3 separate regions of the Homo sapiens genome follow, and regions 1 and 2 are each linked to region 3. The links are chromatin contacts, found by Hi-C or POLR2A ChIA-PET in ENCODE. All regions are on one chromosome and are shown on one strand. The core of a region is the stretch at or near the end of the contact, and the rest is flanking DNA. Distances in the headings are between cores, read along the strand shown. Region 1 overlaps DGCR2 (DiGeorge syndrome critical region gene 2). Region 2 overlaps HIRA (histone cell cycle regulator). Region 3 holds the start of CLTCL1 (clathrin heavy chain like 1).

Region 1 (3,612 bases), core at 258-2,757, 210 kb after region 3:
ATCAGATTATGCGTGTCTCTGGTAGAGGTGTTTGCCTTTCCAAATGAGGGTTTGGATGGTGTTGGCCCGGTCAGGAGCCTCTGGGACAGTCCTTTGTCTGGGAGCCTCTCTGGTGGGTCTTTGGGGTCAAAGCCCAGAGAAAGTGGATTCCCAGTGGGCTTCCCAGTGCTTGGGCTGCTGAAGTTCCCTGGTTGGTCAGCCTGGGGACGACCATGTGGTTATGAGTGGGAGCCTCCCCTTGTCTGACTCATAGAGTGAGACCTTATATCCAGCCTCTTGGAGAATTCCTGAAGAGAGAACCAGATGATTCTTGGTTTGCTTTCAAATGGAAGCAGAGTTTATTTGTTGTTCTCAAAGTGCCATTTGGCTTTGCTTTTGTAGTTGTTTGTAATAACTGTCCTGTTACACACGCTGAACATAGTGGTATCCACACTCATAGTTGCCACCTTGTTCATCTTTCCACGCTCTGAAGACTTGTTGAAGGCAAGGAGTAGGTTTTATTTCTCTTGACCACATGGCCTGGCATGGAGCAGGCATCAACTTTGCACTTGAGTATTGGCTTGAAGTTACATTGGTTGCCATATGTTTTCCCTAGACAGAAAAATAAAATCTCTCATAGAAGCCGAAAGTTACGAGTGGTGGCCTGCACCAGGGCTGAGCAGTGAAGGCATGACAATGAGGACCCGTGTGTGCAAGCCCCCTGAGGCTTGGTAGGGCCTAGGAGTGTTCTGGGTGGGCTGAGGAGGCCACTGCCCTGACAAGGCTCACCCTGCTTCTCCTTGACTCACGGTCCTATGATTGTCCTTGTATAGTGCTGTGTCACAGTCTGGAGGGTGAGCAGATTGATTTCTTTTTTTTTTATTTGAGATGGAGTCTCGCTTTGTTGCCCAGGCTGGAGTGCAGTGGCGCCATCTGGGCTCACTGCAAGCTCTGCCTCCCGGGTTCATGCCATTCTCCTGCCTCAGCCTCCTGAGTAGCTGGGATTACAGGCGCCTGCTACCACACCCGGCTAATTTTTTTTGTATTTTTAGTAGAGACAGGGTTTCACCGTGCTAGTCAGGATCGTCTCGATCTCCTGACCTTGTGATCCGCTCTCCTCGGCCTCCCAAAGTGCTGGGATTACAGGCGTGAGTCACTGTGCCCGGCCAAGCAGGTTGATTTCTAATTGTTCTTAAAGTTGAGATTCTGAGCAAATTAAGTCATAAAAATGTACAAAGAATGTGTAATACGTATTTTCTTACTTCCTTGAATTAATGACTGCTAAATCTTGTGATTTTTTTTCTAGTTTATTTTAAAAGAAATTTTTAAAAAATCATAGATATAGAGTCAAGTCCTCATTGACACTCTCCCTTCCCCCAACCTCCTCCCCTCTCAAAAAAGGAAACTCTTTGTGTTTGTGGGGGAAGTAGAGAGTTAGCTAATAACCACCCTTGCTCAAAAGCTGTGACCTTCCTTTGTATGAGGAGAGTTTCAGTAACCCCTAGGGAAGCCCTGGGCCATTCTCAGTCAAGTTGCTTTTGAACTAGACTTCAGGACTTCTGGAGTTACCTTATGGGGTTACTTCATTGCCCTGCTAAAAGCCTGCTAAAAAGGAGTATAAAAAATGTAAAACCAAAGGGACAAAAAAAGGGGAAAGATGTAACAGTAGATCAGTAATTTCTGCATGTTTTTGAAAAGAGGGAAATGACATGCTAGGTACAGCCTGGGCATTCAGTACCTTCCCACTCACTCCCTTCTGGGCTTGTCCGTGGGTTTCAGAGGCTGGAATGCTGGAGCAGTAGCACTCAGAACCACCTGGCAGCAGGCTTCTGTGTGTCATTTGCCCTATGACATGTGTCTTGGGAAATGTGGCAAGTGGAAGGGAGGTGGAACCTTTCTTCCTCAGGCCATAGTGTATGTTGGGGGTGTGCATGGGCTTAGATTTTTGAGGTGACTTTTTGCAGTGGCTTCTGCCTTCCCCCACTGGCCAGCTGTCTCAGGGCTGCAGAGCAGCTGCAGTATTGGCAGCAGATTTTTGCAGTTTCCTAACCTATAGATGGCAGTAGTAGCTTCCTGACTCTTGACAATGACTGTGGGAATTAGATGGGGAGTTAGCCCACTTTACTTTTGCTCACACTATATAGCCTTGCCAGTTGTTTTGAAAGCACCTATTTTCTGTATTAAACCCTTCGTGTTAGAAATCCCTTAGCATGGTTTCTGTTTTCCCAGTGGAACCATCTTTGTTTTTTTTTTTTTTTCCAAGGCAGGAGAATTTTTCTTAGTACAGAACAAAATGAAAAGTCTCCCATGTCTACTTCTTTCTGCACAGACACAGCAACCATCCGATTTCTCAATCTTTTCCCCACGTTTCCCCCTTTTCTATTCCACAAAACCACCATTGTCATCATGGCCCGTTCTCAATGAGCTGTTGGGTACACCTCCCAGATGGGGTGGTGGCCGGGCAGAGGGGCTCCTCACTTCCCAGAAGGGGCGGCTGGGCAGAGGCGCCCCCCACCTCCCGGACGGGGCGGCTGGCCGGGCGGAGGCGCCCCCCCACCTCCTTCCCGGACGGGGCGGCTGGCCGGGCGGGGGCTGACCCCCCACCTCCCTCCCGGACGGGGCGGCTGGCCGGGCGGGGGCTGACCCCCCACCTCCCTCCCGGACGGGGCAGCTGGCCGGGCGGGGGCTGACCCCCACCTCCCTCCCGGATGGGGTGGCTGCCGGGCGGAGACGCTCCTCACTTCCCAGACGGGGCGGCTGCCGGGCGGAGGGGCTCCTCACTTCTCAGACGGGGTGGCTGCCGGGCGGAGGGGCTCCTCACTTCTCAGACGGGGCGGCTGCCGGGCGGAGGGGCTCCTCACTTCTCAGACGGGGCGGCTCCCGGGCAAAGGGGCCCCTCACTTCTCAGACGGGGCGGCTGCCGGGCGGAGGGGCTCCTCACTTCTCAGACGGGGTGGCCCGGCGGAGACGCTCCTCACCTCCCAGACGGGGTCGTGGCCGGGCAGAGGTGCTCTTCACATCCCAGACGGGGCGGCGGGGCAGAGGCGCTCCCCATATCTCAGATGATGGGCGGCCGGGCAGAGACACTCCTCACTTCCTAGATGGGATGGCGACAGGGAAGAGGCGCTCCTCACTTCCCAGACTGGGCGGCCGGTCAGAGGGGCTCCTCACATCCCAGATGACGGGCGGCCAGGCAGAGACACTCCTCACTTCCCAGACGGGGTGGTGGCCGGGCAGAGGCTGCAATCTCGGCACTTTGGGAGGCCAAGGCAGGCGGCTGGGAGGTGGAGGTTGTAGCGAGCCGAGATCACGCCACTGCACTTCGGCCTGGGCAACATTGAGCACTGAGTGAACGAGACTCCGTCTGCAATCCCGGCACCTCGGGAGGCCGAGGCTGGCGGATCACTCAAGGTTAGGAGCTGGAGACTAGCCCGGCCAACACAGCAAAACCCCGTCTCCACCAAAAAAAATATGAAAACCAGTCAGGCATGGCGGCGCGCGCCTGCAATCGCAGGCACTCGGCAGGCTGAGGCAGGAGAATCAGGCAGGGAGGTTGCAGTGAGCCGAGATGGCAGCAGTACAGTCCAGCTTCAGCTCGGCATCAGAGGGAGACCGTGGAAAGAGAGGGAGAGG
Region 2 (3,360 bases), core at 441-2,940, 130 kb before region 3:
CAAAGGAAAACACATTGTTAAAACTTTTAATGTGGTCTTTCAAACCATTTGGAAAAAAACAACTGGGTGATTTTGTGATTTTAGAAGACGCATTTAGTGTATGCACATTATACAAGTGTCTGAATTTTTTTAAGACTTTAACCAAATCCCCATCAGTCACCATAGCAAATCCAATGTCTTTGGTGTGTAGCCTCCCTTACAGACCTTGCATTGTACAGATAACTGGCATAGCTAAAATGTTGCTGTGCATTTTTTTTTTTTTTTTTGAGACGGAGTTTCGCTTTTGTTGCCCAGGCTGGAGTGCAATGGTGCAACCTCGGCTCACTGCAATCTCTGCCTCCAGGGTTCAAGCGATTCTCCTGCCTCAGCCTTCCGATTAGCTGGGATTACAGGCACTTGCCACCACACCCAATAAATTTTTTGTATTTTTAGTAGAGATGGGGTTTCACCATGTTGGCCAGGCTGGTTTTGAACTCCTGACCTCAGGTGATCCACCCGCCTCGACCTCCCAAAGTGCTGGGATTACAGGCGTGAGCCACTGCGCCCAGCCTGCTGTGCATTTTTCACTTAAATAGTATTGTAGGTTTGTTGTCTTCTTAATTGTGGTTATTGTTGAGCTAGCAGATTTTTCCCACTATGGAAATGTAGCTTTTAATTTTCTAATGGAAGTAGGTGGAAGGGACTAGATTTATAGGAGTACATTTTGCAGATAACTTTTTGTTGTTAAATTTAAGGGATGTAAGTGCAGTTTTGTTACATGGATATATTGCTTAGTGATGAAGTCTGGGCTTTTAGTGCAACCATCACCTGAATAATATACATTGTACCCTTGCAGATAACTTTTTTTTTTAAAGACAAGGTCTTACTTTGTCGCTCAGAATGGAGTACAGTGGCATGACCATAGTTCACTGCAGCCTTGAGCTCCTGGGCTCAAGCAATCCTCCTGTGCAGATACTTTTTAGGGAATACCTCTGTTTTGCAAAATGAGGGGGGAAAGAAGTATTAAGAAACAGAAATGCCTTTCGTCAAAACTTTTTTGTTTTTTGGGGTTTTGTTTGTTTGTTTGTTTTTTGTTTTGGTTTGGTTTTTTTTTTTTTTTTTTTGAGACAGTTTTTTTTGTTGCCCAGGCTGCAGTGCAGTGGCGTGATCACGGCTCACTGCAGCCTCGACCTCCCGAGCTCAATAGATCCTCCCACCTCAGCCTCCTGAGTAGCTGAGACTACAGGCTTGCACCACCACTACTGGGTAATTTTTGTTTTTTGTTTTTAATTTGTAGAGATGGGGTTCACCATGTTGCCTAAAGTGGTCTCGAATTCCTCAGAGCAAGTGATCTGCCTGCCTTGGCCTCCCAAAGTGCTGGGATTACAGGAGTGAGCCACTGCGCCCAATCTCAAAACTTTGTTGATTATATGTTGGCAGATGCTTCAGGAGAAGTGATTAAGGTCTCCTAAATGATATACCTGTGACACTTTTCCACTTTAGTTTGTGGCGCGTGCACACACACACACACACACACACACACACAATGGTTGTATGGTGCAACAGCTTCCTTCCTGTGCTATGTTTTCAATCTCTTAGGCATCTGACACCTATGAGATGTCATTGTGTCATGCTTACTAAAGAAGATGGGGATAAGTTTTTGTGGTCGAAAGTGGTAGAGATAACAGCAGCAGATGGCTGTGAACCAGCCAAGGGTGTGCTTCCCACCTGCAGGCAGTTGGCGAAATCTGAGTCCCCACAGCAGTAGATCAGGAGCCTGCCTTCCAAAGATTGTTACACCAGTGATACTGAAGGTGTTTGAATGTAGTGCTTCTGTCATGAGCTTTCTCCAGCCATTCAACAGCAACAAGTTTTTATTGTTGTGCCTGTTATGTGCCAAGCCACAGCTCTGGGTCCTGAGGATGAATTAGTGAATAAAACAGACAAAAGAGCTGATCTACTTACTGGAGTTTACATTCTAGTGGGCAGAGTAGACAGACATACAATAAAGGAAATTAATATGTAAGAAATTCCCGAGGAAATAAATAGATCAGGACTAAGGGGATTTGTTGTGCCACATTGGGGAAATAATCCTTTAAATTAAAGTTGTTAGAGTAGGCCTCAATGTGAGGGTGACATTGAGCAAAGACCTGAAGGAGGCAAGGAAGAGTCAGTACAAGGCCCAAGATAGGAGCGCACCTGGTACAGTCCAAGAAAAGAGGAAGACCAGCGATGGTGGGGGTTAGTAGGAGATGAGGTCAGAAAAGTCGTGGGGGCGGGGTGGCCATTGTGCAAGGATTGTTGGCCTCTCCTCTCAAGGTCTGGCCTTAACTGTGTTGGGGCAGACAGTGGGTAGAGCAGGTTTCTTGGAAAGATCAGACCGTTATAGAGAAGATCAGGGTGAGGTGTCTAGAAGGCAGTCAGCCATAGGAGTTACTTGCATATAGGTCACATTAGTGTGTTTGGCTGATGAGTTTCTCCAGAGGGATTGCTTGTTATAGAGTGTGCATATTGTCACCTGCACATGAAAAGAATCATTTTTATTATGACCTAACCTCTGGTGTTTGGATATTTACCTCTACTGCCTTATATATTAGTACACACACATATATATCGTTTTTTAAAAACAGGCCTTGTGTGTGTGTGTGTGTGTGTGTGTGTTTATTTCTTATCGAGATGATTATAGATTCACACCGAATTGTATGAAATACTGAGAAGGTACTTCTGGACTTAGTCCAGTTTCTCCCAATGTTAACATTTTGCAAAACTATAGTTGACATTGACATATGCTACCTATTTTTTAAAATTTATTTCCCCAGTTTTGTTTGTACTTATTTGTGCGTGTGTATGTTTAGTTCTATACAATTTTGTCACCTGTGCAGGTTCATGTATCTACCACTGCAGTCGAGATGCTGAACAGTTCCAACAATTTTTATATATTTTTTATTTTTATTTTTTTGAGACAGAGTCTCGCTCTGTTGCCCAGGCTGGAACAGGCGCGATCTCGGCTCACTGCAAGCTCCGCCTCCCAGGTTCATGCCATTCTCCTGCCTCAGCCTCCCAAGTAGCTGGGACTACAGGCGCCTGCCACCACCATGCCTGGCAATTTTTTTTTTTTGTATTTTTAATAGAGACGGGGTTTCACCGTGTTAGTCAGGATGGTCTCAATCTCCTGACCTCATGATCCACCCGCCTCAGCCTCCCAAAGTGTTGGGATTACAGGTGTGAGCCACCGCACCCCGCCAACAATTTTTATAATTACACCCACCTCCCTCCTACACTCCTCCATTTTATTTATTTTTATTTTTGGTTTTGTTTGGTTTTTATTAGCATTTTAAAAATTGTGGTCAGATATTCACAATATAAAATTTACTATCTTAA
Region 3 (3,279 bases), core at 591-3,090:
CAGAACATTTAATTTTTTTACAAGTATATTAACAACTTTATTTCCTGTTAACTACAACTATCACTTATATTCACTTCTGTCTATTCAAATAACTGTTGTGCTTTCTGTCTCTTCTATGGTTTGAAGAGACAGAAAGATTTGTGTCTCCTCTAAAATTAATGTTGAAACTTAATCCCCACTTGAGGTCCCGACGTATTAACAATCCTGTCACTTTGCTTAACTATGATTTTCTTAAATTCTTTCTTTTAGGGTATAAAATTTTAGTTTTAATCCCCAAAAAGCCCTGGGGAAGGTGATTTAGGGAGTGATGGTATTAATTACTAAAAAATTTATATAATGTTTGGGGTAAAGGGTACTTGGAGTCACAGGCATCATTGCCAAAATAAAGAGATTTGGGAAATGTAGTACTAACCACAGCAAAACCCAGCTCTATATTTAGCGGATGAGGCCACATGGATTTTAGAAAGGGCGGGCTGCAGAGGTCTTGGCTAATACTGGAAAAGAGATTTAATTTGAAAGTGAACAGTCTGTTCTATTCCTTAACATATTTTTGGCTACTAGATGGTCAAGCCATTGCGCAAATAATTGCACCATCCTTGTCTTATTCAAGGTGGGCCGTTCATTTCTTAAAATTACCAGTGAGCAACATGGGAAGCAGCAGAGACGGCTATCGATTACCCCGTAGGGAGTGCCTGTGCTGAATGCCAAGGGCTTCCCTTTCCTGACAGACATCTTTTATGCAGCTGAATCATCTGTATGCAAAACATCAGCCAACGGTGCCTCGGAAAAACAACTGGCTGCTGGGCAAACCAGGTGTGGGCTCCAGCTTCCACCTGCTACTACTGTCGTGCAGCCACGGGCACTCTGGGTGATCCTCACTGGCCTGGGGCTGGTCATCTGCTGCTAGATGACCTTCGCTGACTCTCTACATTGATATTCCGACACAGTGTTCTCTAGAAACCGCATGAGCCAGGAAAGGTGTTTCCTAAAGGAGCAGGGGCCGAGCCTCACGCCGAAACACGTCTGTAACACGTACAGTCACGCGTCCCATGCATCCATGCATTCTGAGACATGCGTCTCGGTTGTGGGATCATCACAAGGTAACTTACACAAACTCAGATGGCACAGCCACTACACAACTAGGCAGCTGATGCGGTCCGCTGCTGCTAGGCCGCAAACCCGCACCGCGTGTGAGGTGCGTTATTCCCCTGGCACGGTAATGACATACCTGTACGTGTATCTCCAAATACAGGAGAGGAAATGTCCTTAGCTAAGCCCTCACCAGAGGACAGGAAGTTTCCAGCTCCGTTATCATGTTATGGGACCACCGTCATATACACGGTCCTCCTCAGACCAAAAGGTCGTTCGTTATACGGCACATGTGGTTCTTCCAAGACCCTTTTCCATCTTTCTGTCACATCCGTGCCTGAGTAAAAAGTGGCCCTGAACTCAACCGTCCAGAGTTGGCGGCAGAACTAGCACCACTGGCCCGCTCCACATGTGGAAGGCGCTGGGCAAGGGCCGCCGCAGACCCCATCAGGATTAATCCCCCGAAAACCTTTCACTCGGGTAGCTGGCACACACCGCGTCAGGGCAGAGGGCGCGCGGGACTACTTTCCGCGGACCCTCGGAGCGGGCGGAGGGATCCGCGCAGGCGGGACGGGGCAGAGGCGGGGGCAGGGGCGGGGGCAGGGGCGGGGGCAGGGGCGGGGCAGAGGCGGGGCAGGGGCGGGGCAGGGGCGGGGGAAGGGGCGGGGAAAGGGGGTGCGGGCCGGGGCGCGGTCAGGGAGGAGGGCGGGGGCCAGGACCGGGAGCTCGGGGCACTGCGCCTGCGCCGTCGCCACCGGTCAGCCCGCGCGAGGGGTCGGCGTTCATTCCTGCCGCTGCCGCCGCCGCCGCCGAGGTCCCGCACCAGCCATGGCGCAGATCCTCCCTGTTCGCTTTCAGGAGCACTTCCAGGTGAGGCCCGGCGGGCTGGGGGGCTGCCCTGTCAGCCGCGCCTCCGCCGGGCCGGACTGCCAGGCTTGACCCCGCGCCCCCAGCCCCGCTGAGCCGCTGCCCAGCTGGCCGCGCCGATTTCCGACCTCCCACCTGGGCTGGGGCTGCGGCGTCCCGGGCGCGGCGGCCGCTCCTGAGGACCCGCTTGGGTGCCGTCGCCGAAGCCCGTTACCGGCGGGGCCGGCTGGGGAATGGTGGGGGTGGAAGCCAACGCCCCCTGGGACGCCCCGCTCAGTGCCCGCGAGGAGGCACACAAATTCCCGCTGCAGGCAGGGCAACCCAAGGGCCGCGCGGATCCCACAGCTCCACGCCCCTCCTTGGCGTCCTGCGGTCCTTATTCGCCCCTGAGTTTGCCTCTGTGATCGGTTTTCGTCCCCAGGGCGGCTTCGCCTGGGAGGACCGTGAACATGCGTGACCCAAGAGAAAAATTTCTCAGGGCCAAGCCTAAATAGGGCTTTTCAATGCAGTAACACCCCCAAAGCCTGCCTTTTTAATAAGGTCCCAGTTTGTTCTCCATTTGTTTGTGTTCAGAAACATAAGGACTGGCCCCCTGCTTTGAGCAAAGGCTCAGGTCGGGCGTCGTGCGGGCCGCTCGCGGGTCTGCCCGGGAGCGGTGCTGGTCCCCACGTTTACCCTGGGAGGTGCGGCAGAGGAGGGATAGCCAGCGGCTCCTCCCTGAGTGCTCTGTGTTAAATCATCACACTACCATTCGTTGCGATTCGCTTACTCTTTTCTAGATGAGGAAACCGAGTCTCAAAAGTGTTAAAGAACTCATCTTCATTCAATAAGAACAGGATTCAGACTCAAGTCTTTTTGACCACAAAGTAGTACATCGAGGAACGTGCTTGCTTGAAAGTTCCTATTTTCACAGTGCAGAGCACTGTTAGCCCTAGATGCAGACGGGAAAAGCCTTGGGAACTGTGTAGTGCAGTCCAGTCCCCTCATTCTGCAGACTGGAAACTTGATATCCAGGGGATCCTGCCAGGGTCACTTGGTTAGTGACACAGTGGAAGTTGTATGGAGGTGGGAGTGCCCTGACATCTGTCCGGGCTTCATTCTGCCACTAAGCTAAGCCAGCACCAGTCATGTTGAGGTAGCAAAATACTGCTGCTGCTCATAATAATGATGATGATGTAGTTATCATTTACTGAGCCGTTTCTCTTGCCACTCACTAGACTACTGTATTTTATAAATCTGGTTTAATTTAATCCTCATGATAACTGAGGCAGATAGTGATATCCTGTTTTCTACCATGGGTCACTGAGGTTAATATTCTAATTC

What was found. A loop is a pair of places that touch in the nucleus more often than their neighbours do. ChIA-PET counts read pairs that join two places held with the same protein, here RNA polymerase II (POLR2A). Pooled maps may share reads with other maps.
Region 1: a loop to region 3 is called in a pooled map, with 3 times the contacts of the local background. The contact joins the enhancer-like site here to the promoter of CLTCL1 in region 3. A Hi-C loop is called at or near these places in 1 of 168 maps with a recorded cell type or tissue (Panc1) and 2 of 50 pooled maps. POLR2A ChIA-PET finds 5 or more read pairs at or near these places in 2 of 52 experiments (A549 and GM12878).
Region 2: a map of ovary shows a loop between it and region 3 (3-fold over the local background). The contact joins the enhancer-like site here to the promoter of CLTCL1 in region 3. A Hi-C loop is called at or near these places in 3 of 168 maps with a recorded cell type or tissue (GM12878, IMR-90 and ovary), 1 of 37 single-sample maps with no recorded cell type and 4 of 50 pooled maps. POLR2A ChIA-PET finds 5 or more read pairs at or near these places in 8 of 52 experiments (AG04449, B cell, MCF 10A and 4 more).

Annotation. Positions count from the first base shown.
Region 1 is chr22:19,083,731-19,087,342 of GRCh38, reverse strand. The region is part of intron 2 of DGCR2 (DiGeorge syndrome critical region gene 2); the gene reads left to right. Among named protein-coding and RNA genes, the nearest start is that of DGCR2, 37 kb to the left of the region's middle. RefSeq lists enhancers at 300-799, 800-1,301. Within about 2 kb of position 1,507, at least 7 of the 41 ENCODE cell types and tissues checked have a DNase peak (open chromatin) inside an H3K27ac peak, as active enhancers do; they include GM12878, where a contact is called at or near this core.
Region 2 is chr22:19,418,206-19,421,565 of GRCh38, reverse strand. The region is part of intron 1 of HIRA (histone cell cycle regulator); the gene reads left to right. Among named protein-coding and RNA genes, the nearest start is that of HIRA, 12 kb to the left of the region's middle. Within about 2 kb of position 1,690, at least 8 of the 41 ENCODE cell types and tissues checked have a DNase peak (open chromatin) inside an H3K27ac peak, as active enhancers do; they include B cell, where a contact is called at or near this core.
Region 3 is chr22:19,290,280-19,293,558 of GRCh38, reverse strand. It overlaps CLTCL1 (clathrin heavy chain like 1), which reads left to right and starts at 1,840. Exons shown (of 33, transcript NM_007098.4): 1 at 1,840-1,959. The coding sequence starts at 1,918. LOC105372859 (a long non-coding RNA gene) reads right to left here and starts at 1,612. Exons shown (of 6, transcript XR_938002.3): 1 at 1,229-1,612. RefSeq lists silencers at 1,722-1,961, 1,843-2,027 and an enhancer at 2,138-2,651.